2 separate regions of the Mus musculus genome follow, and region 2 is linked to region 1. A link is a loop called in an ENCODE intact Hi-C map of the cell type or tissue named here. Cell type or tissue: heart. All regions are shown on one strand. Links, peaks and the distances in the headings refer to the core of each region. The heading gives the core; the rest is flanking DNA. Region 1 holds the start of Ttc39a (tetratricopeptide repeat domain 39A). Region 2 holds the start of Eps15 (epidermal growth factor receptor pathway substrate 15).

Region 1 (10,539 bases), core at 3,092-5,591:
GAGTTTTGAAAGCAGACAGCCTTGAGCCGAGCTGCAGCTCAGCAGTTACTTGGTCACCTGCTAGAGGTGTTTTTGGTTTTGTCCTTTGAGAGTGGACGGGGGCTCTTCTATCTAAGGCTGGCCTGGGACTCACCATGTAGGCATGGATGAGCTTGGGTTTCCGATCCTCTTGCCCCTTCCCACGAGCTGGGATTACAGGTTGTGTTCTACCATGCCCAGCTTCACTTGGTGCCAAGGGATCAAACCCAGGGCTCTGTGCATGCTAGACAAGAGCCATGCCAGCTGAGCTCCAACCCCAGCCTGGAGAAAGTTCTTTGATTTTGATAAGCCTCTATTTCCTCATCAGTACAATGGGCTTAATGGTGCCTACACATTCCTACCTGGAATGTGAGGAAAGACTGAGGTGGGAGTACTCAGGAACTATCACTGGATGCTCTTGCCTCATGCTATGCACAGTCCACCACTCTCATCAAGCAGGACAAAAGTAGGAATGGAACAAGCCAGGCTTGGAGGCCCAGTTCTACAGTCCCAGCACCTAGGAAGGCTGAGGCAGGAAGATCTGAATCTGAGGCCAGACGAAGTCGACATGGTGAGATCCTGTCAAAAAGAAAGAGGGGGTGGGGGAAGGGGAGAAGGAAGGGAGGGAGGGGAAGGCTTGAGTGCACACTGTAATTACCAGGGGGGGACCACAGAGGCACACTCCTGTGTACAAAAGACAGCCATACAGGAATGAATACTCTGTGTGAATAGAAGGAGGCAGGAAACCACCCCAGTGTCTAACAAGAAGGATGAGTAAATTAATGGAGTCTTTACACAGGGTGGTGAAGTAGGTGCCAGGGTGAGGGGGACCAGCGTGTGGGCCCAAGGAGGCAAAAACCTCAGAAACCAAACTTTTAGAAAAGTAAGCCACAGATCGGGTGTTTGCTGCAGGCTCTGTTACAGAACACTTGGAAGTAAGAGCAGACTAACCCCCCCCACCCCACGCTGGATTGCTTTTAGATTTTCCCATACTCAGCAGGAGAATAAAAATGGAAAACAATAAACTTAAGACTCAGGCTGGCAATTATCTCTGGAGAGGAAGGTGGTGGGTGGGGGTGTTCCAGAGGGTTTCACTAACAGGACTTCTCTCTTAAAAGGAGGATAGAGAACGTGGAACACAGTATCTGGCAACACAGGGTGACAAGAACCCAGGGCTTTACCACAGAGGCTAGAGGACGGCTTAGTGGTTAAGTGCTGCTCTCATGGAGGGCCAGAGTCTGGTTCCCAGGACCCTCACCGATGGCTCACAACTGCCCATAGTTCCAACTGCAGGGGATCTGATGCCCTCTTCTGCCTACATAACTTAAAAATCAAAATGCCTTAGAATTATTTACCATTCTTCTGAAGCCTTAAAAACATTTCACACACACATACTCACACACACTCACACACACACACACACACACATTGTTTTGTTTTGTTTTGTTTTGAAACAGAGTTTCTCTGTGTAGCCCTGGCTGTCCTGGAACTCACTCTGTAGACCAGGCTGGTCTTGCACTCAGAAAGAAATCCACCTGCCTCTGCCTCCCAAGTGCTGGGACTAAAGGTGTGTGCCACCACTGCCCTGCACATTTCACATTTCACATTTGTTAACTGGGCATGGTAGCACATGCCTGTAGTCCCAGCTGGTGGGAGGTAGGGATGGGACCATGAGGAGTTCAAAGGTCATCCTTGGGTACACAAAGAGTACACCAGCAGCCTGGGCTACAGGAGACCCTGTCTTAACCCACCCTGTCCCCACTGCCAAGAAAGTATTGTTATATGGTAGATAAAACTTTATTACAGTTATACCCAGACAAGATCTGAGTGTTTGTTGAGACTAAGTGTCTACAGATGGAAGCGGGATTTGCTTCTACTTTGGTTTTCTTCTCAAATCCCACAAGGATGGCACTGACCAGAAGCAGGGGACTGGACAAATGGGCCTGTGTGAGCACAAAGATTGGGCCCTCACAGGCATACAGGAACACAGATGTTCTGTTTTTTGTTAGAACTTTGTGCTTACTGGCCTGGAGGCTGGGAGCAGAGTTAGAGGTACCCAGGGTTCTTCCAGGGACTCAGGCACAGCTGTGGTATATAGGCAAGAGGGACGAGTCTGGCTTTCAGCCAGCAAGTCTGGGTTTGTGGATGGAAGCCTTGTTCCATGTCTGCCTTTTCTCCTGAAAACCACGCTTCTAATACTGAAGGGTGGTGTTCGGACAGGGCTGCGCAGAAAGGTAGTCAGCCAAGCTCCGGAGCTTTCAACCCTCAGCAGGAAGAGCGTAGCTAACCCAGCCTCTCTGTGTTTTCCAAAGCAGGAACCAGAAGTCAGGGAGGTTTGGTCAAATGCCTTGACCAAAATTATACAACAGAAAATGATTAGGGGAAAACTTAACAGGTGACTTCCTCCAGCCACGATGTTCCTCAGCACCGAGCTACCATTCTCTCAGACCCACACTAGAGGCTTCCAGCTGGCTGGTGGTTTCTCTCCTCCCTGTTCATCTGTCAGGCCTCAGGCCCTTGGCAAATATTGTCACTAGTCTGAGTCTCCAGGTAGGGCAGGCACCCCTCCCAGCTCACCTGAGCAGGATCTCTCTCTGCCCAGCAACCTCCCAGCAGCCTAGGATCCCAGCAACTGCCCCCTAAGCACTGAAACCCAAACACAGCAGAGCTGCTGACTATCTCCAGACAGCAACTGGCAGTGCCCGGGATCAACCTAGGGGGTCTGACTGTGACTTTGGAGGGGTGGGGGTGGGGCTGGCCAAGACAGCCATGTTGATAGTGACAGCACCCACCTTGACAACCTAGGTTCCTGGTACACCCAATACCCTGGGCCCGAGCACACTTAGAGCCCTTCAAATACCCCAAATATCCCTAAAGGGGATGTCACCAGACAGAGCTGTGTTCAAATCTCACTTTCCACTCTTACCTCCTGGATAATCAAAGTCACTTAAGAGCTATGCCTCAGTTTTCTCATCTGTAAAGAAGGGTGATCGTAACAAGGCCCACCCCATGGGTATAGACTCCATGAGGAGGGAGAGAAAGTTGGGACCCAGAAGGCCTGTGACTGAGCCAGGGTCCCCAGGAGGCAGCGGGGCGCGGGCTGCAGGCTGCGCAGCGGCTGGAGCCGCAGTGCGGTCCCGGGGCTCCTCCTAGGAGGCCCCCGCAGCGTTCGCCCTGCACGGCCCGCGCCCCGAGGCGGCCTCCGCCACTCACCCCGCCGGCAGGTCGCCCGGGCCGCTGGCCGTGGTCATCGCTGCGCGCGCCGGACGCCAGGCGCAGCCCAGGTGCTGCGGCCGGATCCCAGCGACGCGGCGGCCGGGGAGGGGCGCGCCGGGGGGCGGGGAAGGCGACGGGGCCGGGCCGGTCTCGGGCTGCCCACCCGCGCAGTGGGACCATGGCCGCGCCCGCGCAGCGCAGCGCCCGCCCCTGGCGCTGGCCAGGTGGGACCCGGGCGCTCAAGGTCGGCACAGCCTGGCCTTGGAGCATCGGCGCAGACATGGACCGGAGCTGCCAACACCTCCACCCACTCGGGCTGGGAAATTCTCCACCTTCCCTAGGCCTCAGCTCCCGGCCCCACACCTGAGATCTCGCGGTCCAGCCTCACTGCCGGGCCATGTTAGCGGAGAAAGCCTAGCTTCTGCAGACAGGCGTGGACATTCATTCTAACCGCTTGCCCAAACGGGGCCAGTGTTTTGCAAGAGACCAGAAGGCGGGAAAGCGGGCGGGTTAGCACGCACCGCTAGCAGGCAGCTCACACTCTCCTTCTCAAACAATCCCTAAAATTGCCATTTTTTTTTTTTTCAGATGCGAAAACTCGAGCGGTTGAGTTCATGTGACCTGTGTAGAGCCACTCTACAGTAAGTGGCCAGCAGGAACTGCAACTTAGCCCTCCTAACTCCAAAGCTCACACTCAGCCCCTTCTCCCTTTGGCCCCCTCCTCTCTCACTTCCAGAGTGAGTGGTCCATCCCCCAGATGCCCACTTTGCACTTAGACCTGAGACAGGTTCCGAAGAAGCCCACATGATCTTCTAGCAGAGAGCCCTGGCCCATTAAGAGTTAACCGGCCACTACCTCTGGGCCCCAGATGCTCTGGTGACTCATCATAACACGTGGCTGCCATTAGATTAGAGCTGTCCCTTTAGAAAGGCAAGGGACAGGAGGAGGGATTGGCCCTGAGCTCCAGGATGTCAGAAGAGGAAGCAAAAAAGAGCAGCCTGCAAATGCAGCCATGGTGGGAAGGACTTGGATCAGATCCCAGAGGAGCCAGGCAACTTGAGTTTAGGAATAGGGAGAAATGTCTGGGGGATTGCTGCTCTCATCAAGATAACTGCCTGGAAAGACTGTGAGTTGTTTGTTGTTCTTTTTAAAAATATTTTTATGTGTATTAGAGTTTTGCCTGCAGCTATGCCAGAGTGAAAGTGACACATCCCCTGGAGCTGGAGTTACAGACATTGTGAGGCGCCATGTAGGTGCTGGGAATTGAACCTCTGTCCTCTGGAAGAGCAGCCAATGCTCTTGACTGCTGAGCTATTTCCCAGGATGTCCTTATGCTGCTCTGTGTGAGCAGAGGCCAGGCACTGCTATGTGGAAACTATCCCAACTTTGGTAGCCTCACATATGGGCTTGAAAAGACGATGATGGGAACCTGACCACAACAGCATGTACCAGCAACCATTATTTAAGGAACCCAGACGAGGGTGAGTATGTTGGGGAAGGGGGAAGGGGGGGGGAAGGGTCTGTCCGGAGCAGATGGGAGCTGAGCCTTGAGAAGTGCGTTAATGAAGCTGGGAGCAGGTGTGCTCCATGAGGGACCAATATAGACAAAGGCACAGGAGTGGGTAAGGGCACACTGATGAATGCTGGGGTCTGTGGTTCTGAAGAGAACAGTGTAGAGACGAGTGAGTCCTAGGTGATGAGGCTGAAGCCTGTCGCACGCCCCACACAGTCATGTCCTCGGGCATTTGTACATGCTGTTTCTTTTGCCTAGGACACACACTCCTTCCTGGTCACATAATTCATCCATGGAACCAGGGATGGAGCCAACAGCTTATCACTGAAAGGTCTCTCTTCAAAAGAAAAAACAGTCCTTCACAACACTACACACTTGTAACACGTGGGAGGTAGAGGCAGAAGGTGCAGGAGCTCAAAGTTATCCTTAGCTAAGGCTAAGGGCTTCCAGGCTAGCTAGGCTATATGAGAAATGGACAGACAGGGACTGGAGAGATGACTCAGTGGTTAAGAGCACTGGCTGCTCTTACAAAGGTCCTGAGTTCAAATTGCAGCAACCACATGGTGGCTCACAACCACCCGTAATGAGATCTGATGCCCCCTTCTGGTGCTGTCTGAAGACAGCTACAGTGTACTTAGGTATAATAATAAATAAATCTCTGGGCCAGAGTGAGCAGGGCCAACCGGAGCTAGCGGGGCCAATTGGAGTGAGCAGAGGTCCTAAATTCAATACTCAACAACCACATGAAGGCTCACAACCATCTGTACAGCTACAGTGTACTCACATACATAAAATAAATAAATAAATAAATAAATCCTTTAAAAAAAGAAATGGACAGACAGCATGAAAGGTAGCACGGGGGATAGGTAGACACAACAGATTGCTAAAGTAAAAAAATTCAGGGCCTTGTTGGAATGACAGAAGAGGCCAGGTAAGTGGTCCTGAAGCAACTAAGCTCCATTAGTTCTGATTCTACTTAGCCTGGCTAAAAAAAATTCTATTTTTATTAAGAACTTGTATCAGTTCAGATGTCACCTCTCCCAGGAAGTTCCTGGCTGGGTCCCAGACTCTCATCTCTTGCCTCCAGTGAGCAGCCCTAACTCCTGTGGGTGACACTGTGTATGACACGGGGAAGGAGCAGGAAGAGATGCCTGTACGTGACTCTCGTGGACATCTCTCAAGGTACGGTAAAGTCTGATCGTCACTGTGTTTCTGCCTATGGATGGCTGACAGTGAACACTGGCTTCAGGGAGGTCCCAGCTCCCTCTGAGGGAGTCAGCTTAGCAATGGCTGACTCATGTCAAAGGCCACTTACAAGCCACGCATGCTTGTAATCTTGGCCAACCTTCATTTTTAACTGCTCTGTGAAGCTCAGTTTCTGCAGAGGGAAATGGAAATAACCCTACCTACTTCCCTGTGAGCAGCAAGAGTTCGTGCACATGGAGACGGAGACGGAGAGGCCTGGCATGCAGCACAGCGGTACTGCTGGTGCCTGGAGATGGACTCTGCACTTCTCCCCATTTTACAGATGAGAACAGTTGAGCAAGGTCAGCAGCAGAGTCAGAACTCTTCCCCCATCACCACAGTGGTCCTCAAGCTGGAGCCAGACATCCAGTGAGTAAATGGGGAGTCCCCAAGGCTGGTCCAGGTCCTCAAGAGTTCTGGCCCAGCTTCGGCTCATTATTGCTTCTTCCTCCCAGCCCAGGTGACCCAGCTTGGATCATGTGCTTAGGGCCATGTTGAGCCAACAACTGAGCCTGAGGATTACCTTCCCAAGTCTCAGTCCCTTCCTCACCAGTCGGGACACTTGTCATGCCTGCGAGATGTCAGACCTGCCTTCCTTCCTCATTTCCTCCACAACCCACAAGAACACAGCCAGGACCCCTAGGCTTCTCCACTTCAGGACCACTACACACTATTCACACCATCCTTCAGGACCACTACACACTATTCACACCATCCTTCAGGACCACTACACACTATTCACACTGTACGTCAGGACCACTACACACTATTCACACCATCCTTCAGGACCACTACACACTATTCACATTGTACTTCAGGACCACTACACACTATTCATACCATCCTTCAGGACCACTACACACTATTCACATTGTACTTCAGGACCACTACACACTATTCACACCATCCTTCAGGACCACTACACACTATTCACATTGTGCTTCAGGACCACTACACACTATTCACACTGTACTTCAGATCCACTATACACTATTCACACCATCCTTCAGGACCACTATACACTATTCACACTGTACTTCAGGACCACTATACACTATTCACACTGTACTTCAGATCCACTATACACTATTCACACCATCCTTCAGGACCACTACACACTATTCACACTATCCTTCAGGACCACTATACACTATTCACACTGTACTTCAGGACCACTACACACTATTCACACCATCCTTCAGGACTACTACACACTATTCACACCATCCTTCAGGATCACTATATGTGGCCTGTTGTACCATGTGATCTCGATCTCACTGCATGGCTAGGAGAACCTCCGCGCACTTCTCTCATCTGTGCTTTCTCAGCTAGAGAGGTCTCAGAAGATACTGTGAGCAAAACCTCCTCAGTATGCCCTAGAAAGTCTATAGTGGCACTACCTCCCATCCTACAGCTGAGAAAACTGAGGTTTGGATCATGGTCTAGTCATAGCTGAAACCCAAGGCTTGATTCCTTATCCTACAGAACACATTTTTTTGAATTTTAAATATTATAGTGTGTGTGTGTGTATGTGTGTGTGTGTGTGTGTGCTCACATATTCATGTGGAGGTCAGAGGACAACTTTTGTCCTCTTCCACCATAGAGCACAGCTTTGACCTGTAAGCTGCCACTCCTATGTGGGGTTATATAACTGAATATGAGGGTTGCAACATTTTTGGCAACAATAAAAGGCTTCCGAATGCATAACAACCAAATAGATTAAAGATCAAATCTGCCTTGAATCTAAGGTGTTTCTGGCAGTACTTGGCCATGTGCACCACGTGACTGCACTGCTGCTCTGACTCTGAACAAACAAAAGACAAAGTTAAATGAGAGGCTGGACAGATGGCTCAGTGGTTAAGAGGACTGGCTGCTCTCTCAGAGGACTTGGATTTAAGACCCACACCCACAGGACTGCTCACAATTCTCCAAGTAGAGTCTTAGAGGATCTGACAACCCCTTCTGGCCTCCATAGGTACCAGGCACACATGTAGTGCATATATCTACACTCACCCAAAACACTCATACACATAAAATAAGTAAGTAGAAAAATGGAAAACAAAATAAGCAAGCACTTCCATCTTACTGGTGTGCAATTTACTTTCATTCTTAATAAATGGTAAAACTACGTGTCAAAGGACTGTTTTAAAATAAATTTCCTTATGATTTATTATGAGTCAATGTTTGATCTGTATACCTCTTTTACAGACCCATATAACTGGGGTCACTGAATACACAGGCTGCTGCAAGTGGAAGCCTAGTATGGAGAATGGGAGAAAAAAGGAAAGGGGGTATTTGGAATTCGGGTCATAGAATGGAGTGTGCAAGTATGACGAGCGACGCCCTTACCAGAGAGGGGTCAGCTATGCCTCCGTCTCAGTAAACCTCTCTTCCATCCATAAACCTAGACAGTATCTCAAATACCCAGGGGCGGTGGGACAGGGGCTTAGCATTACTTGGACAGCCCCTTGGCCCCATCCCTCTCAGCTGCCTCCCCCAGGCCCTCCCCTCCTCCTTTCAGGCATGAAATACCCCTCCCCCTTTCAGGCTCTGCTATCCCCGACGTGGCCCCTAGCCCCTAACATGTTCTCCTAGCATGACTGAACCAGGAACTATAAAGCAAGCTCTGTTTCTCTTTAAATATTTTAAATCTATTTGCAGAGAAGAGGCGAGTACAAGCTGTGTAGCCTGTGAGGTCAGAGGACAGCTTACAGAAGTTGGTTTTCTCCACCGTGTGAGTCCTGTAGGAGACTGAACTCAGGTTATAGGCTTGGGCTTCTTAATGATTTAGAAGTGAACAGGCCCTCAAAGAGGGAATGGCAGTCACAGCTGTTTTGTTTTGTGAAATTCTCTAAGTAGTCCAGGCTAGCCTTGGACTTGATGCACAGACCAGGCTCGCTGTGAACTTGCAGTGATTGTCTTGCCTCTGCTTCCCAAGTGCTAAGATTGCAGGCGTGAGTCACAACTCTTGAACATTCTCCAGCAGTGACTTCCTACGGCTTCTCCCTCCAATGTACTCTGTCCCCACAAACTGTGAAACCTTGGGGATATTACTGCCCATTCTAGCCTTTGTTTCCCTCATCCTCCAGCAGAGGGCAGAGTAGGGAGCCCTCTGATTTGTTGTTGTTGTTGTTGTTGTTGTTGTTGTCTTGTTTTTTCCGAGACAGGGTTTCTCTGTGTAGCCCTGGCTGTCCTGGAACTCACTCTGTAGACCAGGCTGGCCTCGAACTCAGAAATCCACCTGCCTCTACCTCCCAAGTGCTAGGATTAAAGGCGCTGCCTGGCCCTCTGATGTTTTAAGTTCGAGGATTGGGACCCCTCTGCCCCAGCCTGGTCTTCAGGTGCTGCAAAGGGTGGGCCAGAGGAAAGAGCAATGGGGCAGGTGAGAGAAGCCAAGGACAGTTCTGACTGACACCAAGGATCCAAGCTCTGGAGAGGGCATCCCTGTTGGGGAATAAAGCCTTGGGTGACCTGGGTAGATGCCTGAGCCTGCCATGTCCCAGCTAGCTTGCGGCTGCATAGGGAGTGGCTGAGAGAGCAGGCTGCACCCCTGCTCTGACACCCCAGGATGAAGGTGAGCTGTTTCAGGGCTGCAATGAGGCAACAGAAGGAAGCTCTCAGAACAGAACCTTGCCATTATTCCTTATCTTCAGTCTCCTCGCCAATAAAGTGAGTAGGAGGATTTTCTGAACACTAGGTAGAAAAGCGAGCCCAAACAGGTCCCGCCACCACGGGAAGCTGTTCAGAGAGGAAGGTGCACCCAGGGACCATGGCCAGCACCTCGGGGCCTCCCTGCTTAATGGTATATAGAGAACAGATGGCACATGGCAAGCACTCACTTGGTGGGTCTGCCTGTGTGGCAAAGGAAGGAGGAGGTGGCATCTGGAGGTGGGGGCCTGGCTCAGAAGGGTTGGAGGACTTGGAATTCAGGCCTGGAGGCTACCGTGGTAAATGAGGAAGACATGATCTGCAGAACTGGCAGTGGCCTTCCGCTGGCTTGCTTTGTGCTCAGGAACAGCTTTTTAACTCTTTCAAAAAATGGGTCTCTCAGGGCTGACAGCTAGCAAAGCGCCTGCCGTGCAAACATAGGGCTGAGTTTGATCTCCAGAACCAAAGTCATCGCCATCGTCATCATTGCCAATATCATCACCATCACCACCACCACCACCACCATCATTGTCATCATTATCATCATTTTATGTTCATGAGTTTTGACTGGCTGTATGTCTCTGAATCATGTACATACCTGTGCCTACAGAAGACAGAGAGGGTTTTGGATCCCCTGGAACTGGAGTTAGAGTTATAACTGGAGTTATAAGCTGCCATATAGGTGCTGGGAATCTAACTTGGATCTCTGGAAGACCAGTCAGCATTTGTAATAGTAGAGCCATCTCCCAAGCTCCCCAGAATCCACTTAAAAAAGAAAAAAACAGCCACCAAACCAAGCTGAGTTCAACTGATCACTATGATGCACGATAGAAGGGAAGAACCAAGCTCAGAGATTTGTCCTCTGACTTCCACAGGAGCGCCTACACACATACTAAATG
Region 2 (10,539 bases), core at 4,115-6,614, 130 kb after region 1:
AATCCGCCTGCCTCTGCCTCCCAAGTGCTAGGATTAAAGGCGTGTGCCACCATGCCCGGCTCCACGGTATTTTCTTAATTAGTGATTAATGGGGGAGAGGGCTAGTCCATTGTGGAAGGGGTCAGTCACCCTTGAGCTGGTGGTCCTGGGTTCTATCAGAAAGCAGGCTGAGCAAGAGAGTAAGCAGCACCCCCTCAAAGGTCTCTGTATCGCTGGCCTCCAGGTTCCTGCCCTGTTTGAGTTCCCGTCCCGACTTCCTTCATTGATGGACATTTCCTTCATTGATGTGGAAGCATCAGCCAAATTAACATCTTCCTCCCCAACTTGCTTTAGGTCATGTTGTTTCATCACAGCAATAGTTAGCCCTGAACTAAGACAGAAATTCCTAGGCCAGGCATGGTGCATACCTTTACTCCCAGCCTTTGGGAGGCTGAAGCAGACTGACCTCTGTTGAGACCAGGCCAGCCTAGGCTGCACAGATAGAGTTATTGAGGAAACAGTCAATGGTAGAGTGGTTGCCTAGCATTCGTAAGGCTCTAGGTTTTATACAAAGTGTTCAAACAAAAAGAATGAAAAGCAAAGAAAATGCTCAAAAACAAAAAGAAAGAAAAGCAAAGAAAGTGCTCAAAACAAAAAGAAAACTTTACTTGTCCTTTCTATAATCTACAAAAAAAAGCAAAAATTGGCTCTTTCTCATTCAAATTTTCCCCTTTCTTTTTCTTTTGCTTCCTCCAACCCTTCCCATGTCCAGTTTCTCCCCTCAAATTCATGGCCTAATTTCCACAAGCTGTCCTATGTCCTCCACATGCATGCCATGGCACACACACACATACACACACACACACACACACACACACACACACACACACACGAGTAAATATGTAAGTACAAGCTGCTGAGTTCATTTAGTATGGCTTGTACATACGTTTCTTTGGGGCTGATGACCTAGTATTAGATAACCAGTTAGGAGTTCATCCCTGAGAAAAAAACTGATTCTCCCTCTCTCTGCATTCAATAGCTGCCTACAGCTCTCCATCTAGGAGCCAGGACTGTTTTCTGCTTTTTCATACAGACACTCTCTGTAGCCCTGGCTGACTTACAACTTAACTTTGTTGCCATTCTGGCCTCACAGTAATCCTGTCTCAGATTCCCACTTGCTGGGATTAGACTGAGCCATCATGTAGGATTTGGATTTTACTTATCAACAAGAAAAGTGAAAACAACTGAAATGAGAAAAAGTAAGGTTGGGCAGCACTAACTACAATGAGAAAACCAACACTTCATCAGGTATTACTTGCAAAGCAAAAATGTTAGAGCTGGCCAAGTATTTAATAATGTTTAAAGTCCTCTATTAAAATGTAAGCTCCATGCTTTTTGTCTTTAAGCTTCAAAATTTTTTATTTTGTTAGTATATTCTAAGTAGCTATACTAATTCTTGGCCAATAGTAAATGCTCAACAATATTTGTTGGATAATATTTTTTAATATTTATATGTATGGGTGTATCTGCACCTACTAAGTGCTGTGCATGCAAAGGCCGGGAGATGGTGCTGGATCCCCTGGAACTGGATTTACATATGGCTGTTAGCACACAGGTGCTGGGAACTGAACAAGGTTCTCCTAGAACTGAACAAGGTTCTCCTAGAAGAGCAGCCAGTGCTCTTAACCACTGTGGATCAATTTTTAAGGCAAAGAAAGCAGAGACCTAAAGATTTTACTCCTGTCTTCATTAGGATATTATTCATACCATACTTACTGGCAATGCTAAAAATGGCATTCAGAATCTAGTATTCTATCATCTCTAGAAGACAAAACTCAATTTCAATCTTTAGTTAAGAAAGAGTTAGAGGAGTGTTTGGCAGGCATTCAAAAGGCAAGGGAAACATAAACTAAAACATTTTCACTTTTTTCTCTAATTTGTTGCTTTAGTTAAAACGATAAAAGCCAAAAAACTAAAAAGCCAACCTTAATACAATGTGTTACATCTAATACTTAATAAAATATTTACAGAAGCAGGCATAGCAATGCATGCCTTTAATTCCTGCACCTGGGAGGCTGAGGCAAAGTGATCTTTGTTACAACCAGGTCTAGAGACCCTGTCTCAAAAACAAACAAAAACTCTTTCACACACACACACAGACACACTGGCTGGCTGAATGAATGAATGAACGAATGAATGAACTAACTAACCTATTCCAAAACGATCATTACCAGAGGCAGAAACTAGCATCCAGTTAATCTTCATAACTGTTTAAGAGCTCTTTAACAGGTTTGGCATAGACACAAGATTTATTTCTTCCAAATAAACAGAGGAAAAAGAGGTGAAATTTAAAATGTCCTTTGCTGGGCGGGCCCAGTGACACACACATCCATAATCCCAGCTTCTTGGGAGACTGGGGCAGAAGGATCACTAAGTCAACGAACCCAGACTAGAATGGCAACATAGCCATACACTTTGAACCTTCCACATGTCTACCTTGAAGAATCTCCCACTTGAGTATACCATATCTAGCTCTGTGTTAGAAGAGCAGAAAAAAGAAACACAAGGTAACATAAATAAATCAATAATGAATGTGAAACCAAACTACACCATTATCTGACTTAGTTCAAGCAGCTAAAACTTTTTAAACAAAAAGTATGAGGAACTGAGGAGATGGCTCAGTAGGTAAAAACACTATGTAACATGAGGAGTGGAATTCAAATCCCTAGTACCTACATAAAAACCTAGCACGGCCAAGCATGCCTATAACCCCAGCAGTAAAGAGCAGAAACAAGCTGGCCCGCCTAAATGGCAATCTCTCATTCAAGGCTGCAAGGCAGACAGTGATACAGGAAGACACCTGACATTCTCCTCTAGTCTCTTCATGCACTCCAACCAGCACATGCACCTGCACACTCATATGTGTGCAACACACACACACATGTTAAAATCAAGGACTGGAGATATGGTTCAGCTCAAGTTAATAGCACTTGTGGCTCTTGCAGAGGGCTCAGGTTCGGTTCCCAGTAGCCATATGGTGGTTTATAACCATCCATAACTCTAGTTCCAAGGGATTTGACACTCTCTTCTGTCTTATATGGGCACCAGACATGAATGTGGTATACATATATACATGCAGGCAAACACTCATACACAAATAAGTAATTATATCTAAGAACTATAAATCTGCTAAGTTTGAAGGAAAAAGATACATTAGTAAATATTTTAAAAACTTTTTCCCCTGTGCCTTTATAATATCTCACTATATCTTAGTATTTTAATATCTAAATATTTTAAATTGACTTATTTGAATTATCAATTTAAGTTCAAACATGAAATACTAAAGAATAATTTCCCCTTAGTGATTCAGCATTTACTCTGGATACATTTTAACACCTAACTATACAACCACAAGAACATATGCAAATTATGAAAATGACTACAAAACTGAGAGCCTGAAGCAAATTTCCAGAGATAAGTGATCCTAAACAGAAACTAAAAACACAGTACAATCCAAGAAGAAAATAAAGTAGGCACACAACCAAGAAGCAATTCTACAGAAGTCTTCAAGGGAACAAAATCTTTAATAGGGGGGTCGGGGGAAACTACCAGAATTAGCCAACAGAGTCAGAATACAAGTGCCTGCCAACAGAGATCATGTTTAAGGCAGGTCACTATCTAGACTCAGAAAGCCAACACCCAAAAGTCAATGTTTCCATTCCTCAAATGTGAGTTTCAGAAGGACCCTTCTAAACAGATTCATGACAAGACTGGGCCATCTTAAAAGTTCTTCCCTGTTAGATGCAAGTCAAAACACAATGACCCACAGGAAATAAATTTGGAAATGTAAAGTTTATGAGGTTATTCCTAAAGGCTGTCTTACCTGTGGGATGCCTCTGTGTGTGTGTGTGTGTGTGTGTGTGTGTGTGCGCACTATAATACACACACACACACACATACAGTATATATAGAATCACTTTTGCTGGGGATATGGCTCAGTCGGTACAGGGCCTGTCTAGCCAGCATGAAGTCCTGAGTCTGATCCCTGGCGATGAATAAACTAATATAGTGGTACAGTCCACTTGGGAGATGGAGGAAGAAGGATCCAAAATCAAGGTCATTCTTGATATTCTTGATTACATAGTGAGTTCAAAGCCAGCTTGATCTATTTGAGACCCTGTCTCAAAATAAATAAGTAAATAAAATTTCCACCCTGGCTCCTGGGGAAAATACTTTTTTATCTCCAAGTTCTTGGAAAGAAACACCTCAAAACCTCTTTATCATAACATAGAAATAATCTATTACCCAAACACATGCCCTACCTTATAAGTACAGGCAAATCTAGGCCAAGGAGACAAGATGGCAGGGAGCTATCACAGGGCAGGCTGATAGGCTGAGGTGGGCTTATACCAGGGAGTACACAGCCCCCAGCTATGGAGAAGGCAAACTTCTGGGCAGTGAAGATGAAAGGGACTGGCAGGTGTTTGGTACCTCATCCCTCCTGGGTGTCTTGAGATGACTACGCTTGGTTTTACAGAAACGGAGAACTCAGGTTCTCCTAAGTGAGTGATGTTTAGATGTATCCCTCGAGGATGGGGCTCTGAAGGAAGAGAACATTTTAATAATGATGATGATGATAAAGAGGCGAGACTCCGAGAACAGACTCCGAGAACAGCTTTTGGTCGAGATCGTCCCAGGACAAAGTTATCTCCCCGGTGGTTCCGGGCACCAGGGAGGAAAGAGGCGCCCCACCTGCAGAAGGCTGGCACCATGACCCCTCGGACGACGATCAGAGACGGCGCCCTCGCGGGTGGGAAAGTCTGCAAGGGGATCTGAGCAGAAGTGAGTGGGTCAAGTGCCCGGACAGGATGCGACTTCTGGAAGCCAGGCTGACTTGAGGGAACTGAGGGGAACTCGGCAGTCGTCGCTCCCGCGGACCGGAGCAGAGCGAAGCTGAGGGAACCCTGCCCCGCCGAAGTCGAGCCTCGCATCGCCCGCGGCCGCTGTCTAGCGTGAGCCCCACCGGAGCTCACCTGGCGGCCGTCAGGCCCGGAGGAGAAACTTGCCGAGAAGGTGAGCGCCGACGGGACCTGGAGGAGAGCGGCGCGGAGACCCGCGGCGGGGGCGGCGGCCGGGTGGGAGCCGCGCGGGGCGGAGCCGAGAGCCCGGCGACCCGGGGCGGGGGTGCGGCGGCCCCGGCTCGCCGCTCCCGCTCCGACTCGGGATGGCGCCCGCACTCCTCACACGCGCTCCCACCGTGCGGCCCGAGGGCAGCCGCCGCGCCAGCGCCCCAGAGCGGTGGAGGGGGGGAGGGAGGGCCGGGGAACCCCGGCGGGTCGAGCCGGGCCGACCGGCGGGCGGCGTTACCTGTGTCAGGGAGAGCTGGGCTGCCGCAGCCATGGTGTTTCCATCATGCACGGGAGGGGAAGGAAGGACGGACGGACGGGGGCCCGGGGCGGGAAGGAGGCGGAGGGACAGGCCGTAGGCGAGGCCGGCGGCCGGGCGTCTCCCCGAACTTCGACAACTTCCCTCCTCACGCCGCCCCGCCCCGCCCCGCCCCGCCGGCCTCACAGGCCGTGGCGGCGCGCAAAGCCCGGAGCGGGAGTCTGAGCCGCGGAACCAGGCCCTGACCCCGGCCTCCCTGGAAAACCCGGTGCGGATAGGGCTCTGGGGTGGACGGTCAGCGGAGGCGGCGCCACAGAGACCTGAGTTTAGGCAGGTCACCCACCATCCTTCTTCCTGGGCTGCTGTTTTCTGTAAAGTGCGGGGAGAAATTAGAACCATGTCCAGGTGGGTTGTGGGAACTAAAAAAGTAATGGTACTAAGTAATGACAGGAGCGGTTTAGTAGTAATAACATTAAATAATTCTGATTGTGTGTGATTCTGCACTAAATGCTTTTGTTTGTTTGCTGTTTGTTTAAAACAAGGTCTCTCTCTGTGTAGCCATGGCTATCCCGAAGCTCACTGTATAGATCAGGCTGGCCTCAAACTCACAGAGATCCACTTCCCTCTGCCTCCAGAGTGCTGGGATTAAGGAGATGTACCACTACTCCAGGCCTAAATACTTTTTTAAAAAATTGTGTGAATAGGGGATTTGAAACAGAAAGAAGTTATACAAATGAGGATGGTGAAAGCCAGCCAGGCATGGTGGCACATACCTTTAATCTCTGAGAGTTCCATGCCAGCCTGCTCTACATAGTGAGTTCAAGGACACATAGTAAGGCCCTGACTGAAATAAAAAGAAAAGGGCCTCCCCGAAAAGAAAAAACAAAACAAAACAAAACAACTCTCTTACCCGAAGTTTAAAAACTAACTAGAAAGCTGGATTACAAATCTTTCTACCTGCTATCACATTAAGAAGGCATGTAAATCCTTCTAAAGTAAAAATCTTGGGAGCAAGAAGGAACTGCTTGCCTTGCCTGCTCCCTGTCCTGCCTAGACTGTTTAATTTAAAAAAAAAAAAAAAAAAAAAAAAAAAAAGCAGGTGTAGGGCCACAGTGGAGTTCAGAGGTACAGTGAGTGCATAAAGTCCCATCTCAAATTCTTTTTTTTTTTTTTGTCTGGTTGGTTGGTTGGTTTTGGTTTTGGTTTTTTGAGACAGGGTTTCTCTGTATAGCTCTGGCTGTCCTGGAACTCACTCTGTAGACCAGGCTGGCCTTGAACTCAGAAATCTGCCTGCCTCAGCCTCCCAAGTGCTGAGATTAAAGGAATGTGCCACCAGTGCCCGGTTCCTCTCAAATTCCTTTTTGTCATAAATGCCACCTCTTGACAGAGTATTGTCTCTCCAAACTAGTGTTCATACTCTTTTGTTGACTTTACTAGAAGAGGGCAACAACCTCCTAATGACCTGTTTACATAAGTCTAACCACCCCCCTCAGCTCACCAGTGGCAGAGATTTTTTAATATATATGTATTTTAACACCATAACATTATAGTATATGCTTAAATGAAGGCCTTTGTCCTGCCTGTATTCAACATTATACACCTTACTCTTTTTCATTTTGCCACACTTAGTTAGAATAAGGAACCGCTTACCTGAAATTGTCATCTGCAAAGGTTCTTATTTAGGGTGACTACTGCCGTGATGAAACACCATGACCAAAGACAACCCGAAGAGTAAAGAATTTATTTCCCTCACAGTCTGGTCATCATCAAAAGCAGTGAGGAAAGGAATTCAAACAGGGCAGGAGCCTGGAGGCAGGGTCTGAAGCAGAGGCCATGGTGGGGTGCTGCTTACTGACTTACTCAGTTTGCTTTCTTATAGAACCCAGGCTTGGGCCTTCTCCTACCAACTACTAGTTAAGAAAATGCCCTACAGTGAGGTCTTATGGAGGCTTTATCTCAACTGAGGTTTCCTCGTGTCTAATAAATCTAACTTGTGTCAGGTTGATGTAAAACTACACTCAGTTTGTATGTAGCCTACTTCAGAAGGTCTAGGAAGTCTGCATACCAGCTTTTAGTTACTTTGATATGACTTTTTTATTCTGCCTTTTTTATTGTGTGTGTGTGTGTGTGTGTGTGTGTGTGTGTAGTACTTGGGGAGGGGGTAGATTCTCTCCTTCCACCATGGAGGTTTCGGGGATGGAACTCAGGCTAGCAGTCTTGGCAGCCATTGCACTAATCTAGTAAGCTGCTTCAAAGGCCATATCCTCTGCCTCGTTTTAAGAGTTAGTTGATGACCTGCCTACATCTGACTGGCCTTAAAGAAGACTAACTCTCTACTGCAGGTCCCTCAGACACAGAAGTACCCAACCTCAATATGTGTTTGCTTCCTTTTTCCCTAATGGTGGTTTCCAGGACAAAACCCACACGTCTATCAGGGCCACAGCCTTTATCATTATAATAGGATTCCTCAATACACTGAGACAGCTGGAAAAACCCAAGATCTAGTTGGCTCCACTTCCATTTTTAGACTTTTTCCATCAGAGGCAAAAACCAGAGAGGTCTCAAGAACTCCCTTCCCAAGTCTACCTAGACTCCTCTGATTTGATCCAGCCTCAAAGAGCAAGTTATACAGGTCTGATGAGTAAACACTTAGTCAGGAGTATCTCCTTTGACTTCTTTTTGCCATTATTCCTTTTGGCTCAAGGGAGAAGAGGAGAAACTATTCCAGTTTGAAACATCAACTATAACCCAACTGATATTTCTATTGGCATCTATTACTTCACATTATAAGTTTGAACTTCACAAAAACACCCTAAAAGGAAGCAATTATCACACTCACTTCCCAAATGAGGTACTCAGCACCACAGAGGTCAAATAATTTGCCCAAGGTTACATGTCTAATAGCAAAAGCAGTTGATATATTGAAATGAACAAAACTTAGAGATCAGAACCATTGGTGTAACTGAAAAGTCACTTACTAATTATAGGAATTTAGGGGGGCTGTGAATGACGTATGAAGTGTTTGAAGTTGTAGAGAGAAGTGTAGAAGTTCAGAAATCTGAAAGTCAGACAAGTTTGTGTTTGAAGATGGGCTGGTGAGATGGCTCAGCAAGTGAGAGCACTGACTGCACTTCCAAAGGTCCTGAGTTCAAATCCCAGCAACCACGTGATGGCTCACAACCACCGGTCTTTGAGCTGGAGCGAGCAGGGACTGAGCAAACAGAGTTGAGCCAAGTGAATGGGGCTGACCAGAGTGAGCGGGGTTGACCAGAGCAAACAGAGGTCCTTAAAAATAAATAAATAAATAAATAAATAAATAAATAAGTTCCCAACAAGCACATGAAGGGTCACAACCATATGTACAGCTTCAGTGTACTCACATACATAAAATAAATAAATAAATCTTTGAAAATAGCTGGAAGGAAAGGACTCCTCTGACCCTCACAAACATACCATAGCATGTTAAGGAAATAAAAGGAACTATTAGTATGGGTTTGCTTTAAGTTAAAAAAAAATGAAACTTTGTATTTATAAAGGACTCTTTTAAAAGTTTATGTCGTTGCTTGCAAAATCTAACACAACTAATTCCTAATATCTAAGAGGTCCCTTATAAAGCTTTATTGAACTAAACCAAACATAAAATCTCAGCTATATGTATCTTCAGTTTTTCCCCACTTCACAGATAGGAACATTGAGGAATTAGGGAGATGGCTCAGTTGGTTAAGTGCAAGCAAGAGAACCTGAATTTGATCCTCATCACCCATTTGGGGTGTTGGGAGGGAGCCAAGAGGCATATACCTATCACTGGAGAAGCAAATACAGAAAGATCCTAGGGTTTGATTGATGTCCATGCAGCCCAGAGAAATTTGTGCACTCTAACTCAGTGAGAAACCTTCCTTAGAAATAAGGTGCACCTAGCCGGGCAGTGGTGGCACACACCTTTAATCCCAGCACTTGGGAGGCAGAAGCAGGTGGATTTCTGAGTTTGAGGCCAGCCTTGTCTACAGAGTGAGTTCCAGGACAGCTAGGGCTACACAGAGAAACCCTGTCTCAAAAAACCAAAATCAAAACAAAACAAAAACACCCTACATTGACATCTGTCCCCTAAAGCACAAGCATACTGGCACATAAGCAGTTTGGGTCTTCATTTAAGAGGGGTGGGGGGAGGCCTGAGGATATAGCTAAGCTAGTATACTTGCCTAGTGTGCACAAGGTCCCGGATTCAATCCAAAAGAGAAAAGGGGAGGAAAGGAAGGAGGGGAGGATGGCGGAGAGAGATAGAAGAGAAAGGAAGGAGCACCTAGGAGAGGAGAAGAGCCTTAAATTCACTGTGTAGGACTTGTTCCCAGTGCCTCAGGAGCACCAATAAGTTATAGTGGCTTCTCCACTCGTGAGTTCTGGGTTCCATTCATCGCATGTAGCCGGAGATGAGAGCAGACCTGTAGGGATAGCACTGAGGGGCCAAACTCCCAAGACCTACAACTTCTGAGACTGGGTTTGTTTTGTTTTTTTTTTAATGGCATACCGAAGACAATTTGAAAATGTGTGTCCCATATCTCACCAAAGGACTGGGTTGCATCCCAAATCTATTTTAGGAAGACAAAAATATAGCTAATGGAAGATATATTATAATCCCATTGTAACAGGAATGAACTGTATAGGTCAGACAAAAGAGATTTACTTGATTTTTTTTAGGGCAGCTTAATGTCTCTCAGCCTCTAAGTTTCAAATTCCTGGCATATACTTCTGATATAATAATAACTATTTGATACAGGTGGTATAAAACTTAGACAGCATACATAAATGGCCTTTGAAAGAGACCGGCCTGGACTCTGTGTATGTTCAGTAGCTCATATTTATGCAATGCCATTGTGGAAGGCCACCACTTACCTCCCTGCTCTTCAGTCAACCATCTAATTACTAAGTGAGTTTGTAGCTATAATAGTTACAAGAAGGGGGAGGGACTGTTTCAAACACTGTCATTAAAAGGTAGGTGTTCCCTAAGATACGAAGTTGTATCTGATGACTCTAATCTGAGTACTAAGGGCCAAAACCTGTTTTTACAACAACCTGGTAAGGATTGGTTTTACCTTACTTTACAGAAGAATACGTTTTTCAAAGGTCTTCTGATTCAGACCCAATTTTTACAATAGAGTGTATTCACATCCTGGAGAA

Evidence for each region. A loop is a pair of places that touch in the nucleus more often than their neighbours do. Peaks named below come from ENCODE experiments on the same cell type or tissue, not always from the same donor. Only the 100,000 strongest peaks of a DNase experiment are listed, where the experiment ranks them.
Region 2: a loop joins it to region 1, with 9 times the contacts of the local background. A loop is called at or near these places in 2 of 42 quality-filtered maps.

What each region holds. Positions count from the first base shown.
Region 1 is chr4:109,399,902-109,410,440 of GRCm38, reverse strand. Ttc39a (tetratricopeptide repeat domain 39A) reads right to left here and starts at 3,341. Exons shown (of 18, transcript NM_153392.2): 1 at 3,232-3,341. The coding sequence starts at 3,269. Ttc39aos1 (Ttc39a opposite strand RNA 1) reads left to right here and starts at 4,184. Exons shown (of 4, transcript NR_131195.1): 1 at 4,184-4,715; 2 at 5,835-5,929; 3 at 6,172-6,361; 4 at 6,448-8,162. In heart, for the core only: no CTCF peak of the experiment used is centred there; DNase peaks (open chromatin) are centred at 3,440 and 4,170; H3K4me3 peaks cover 2,123 bases; H3K27ac peaks cover 2,235 bases.
Region 2 is chr4:109,275,252-109,285,790 of GRCm38, reverse strand. Eps15 (epidermal growth factor receptor pathway substrate 15) reads right to left here and starts at 5,516. Exons shown (of 25, transcript NM_007943.3): 1 at 5,347-5,516. The coding sequence starts at 5,379. It overlaps Gm40225 (a long non-coding RNA gene), which reads left to right and starts at 5,468. Exons shown (of 3, transcript XR_868003.2): 1 at 5,468-5,769. In heart, for the core only: CTCF peaks have their summits at 5,365 and 5,579; a DNase peak (open chromatin) is centred at 5,490; H3K4me3 peaks cover 1,731 bases; H3K27ac peaks cover 1,455 bases.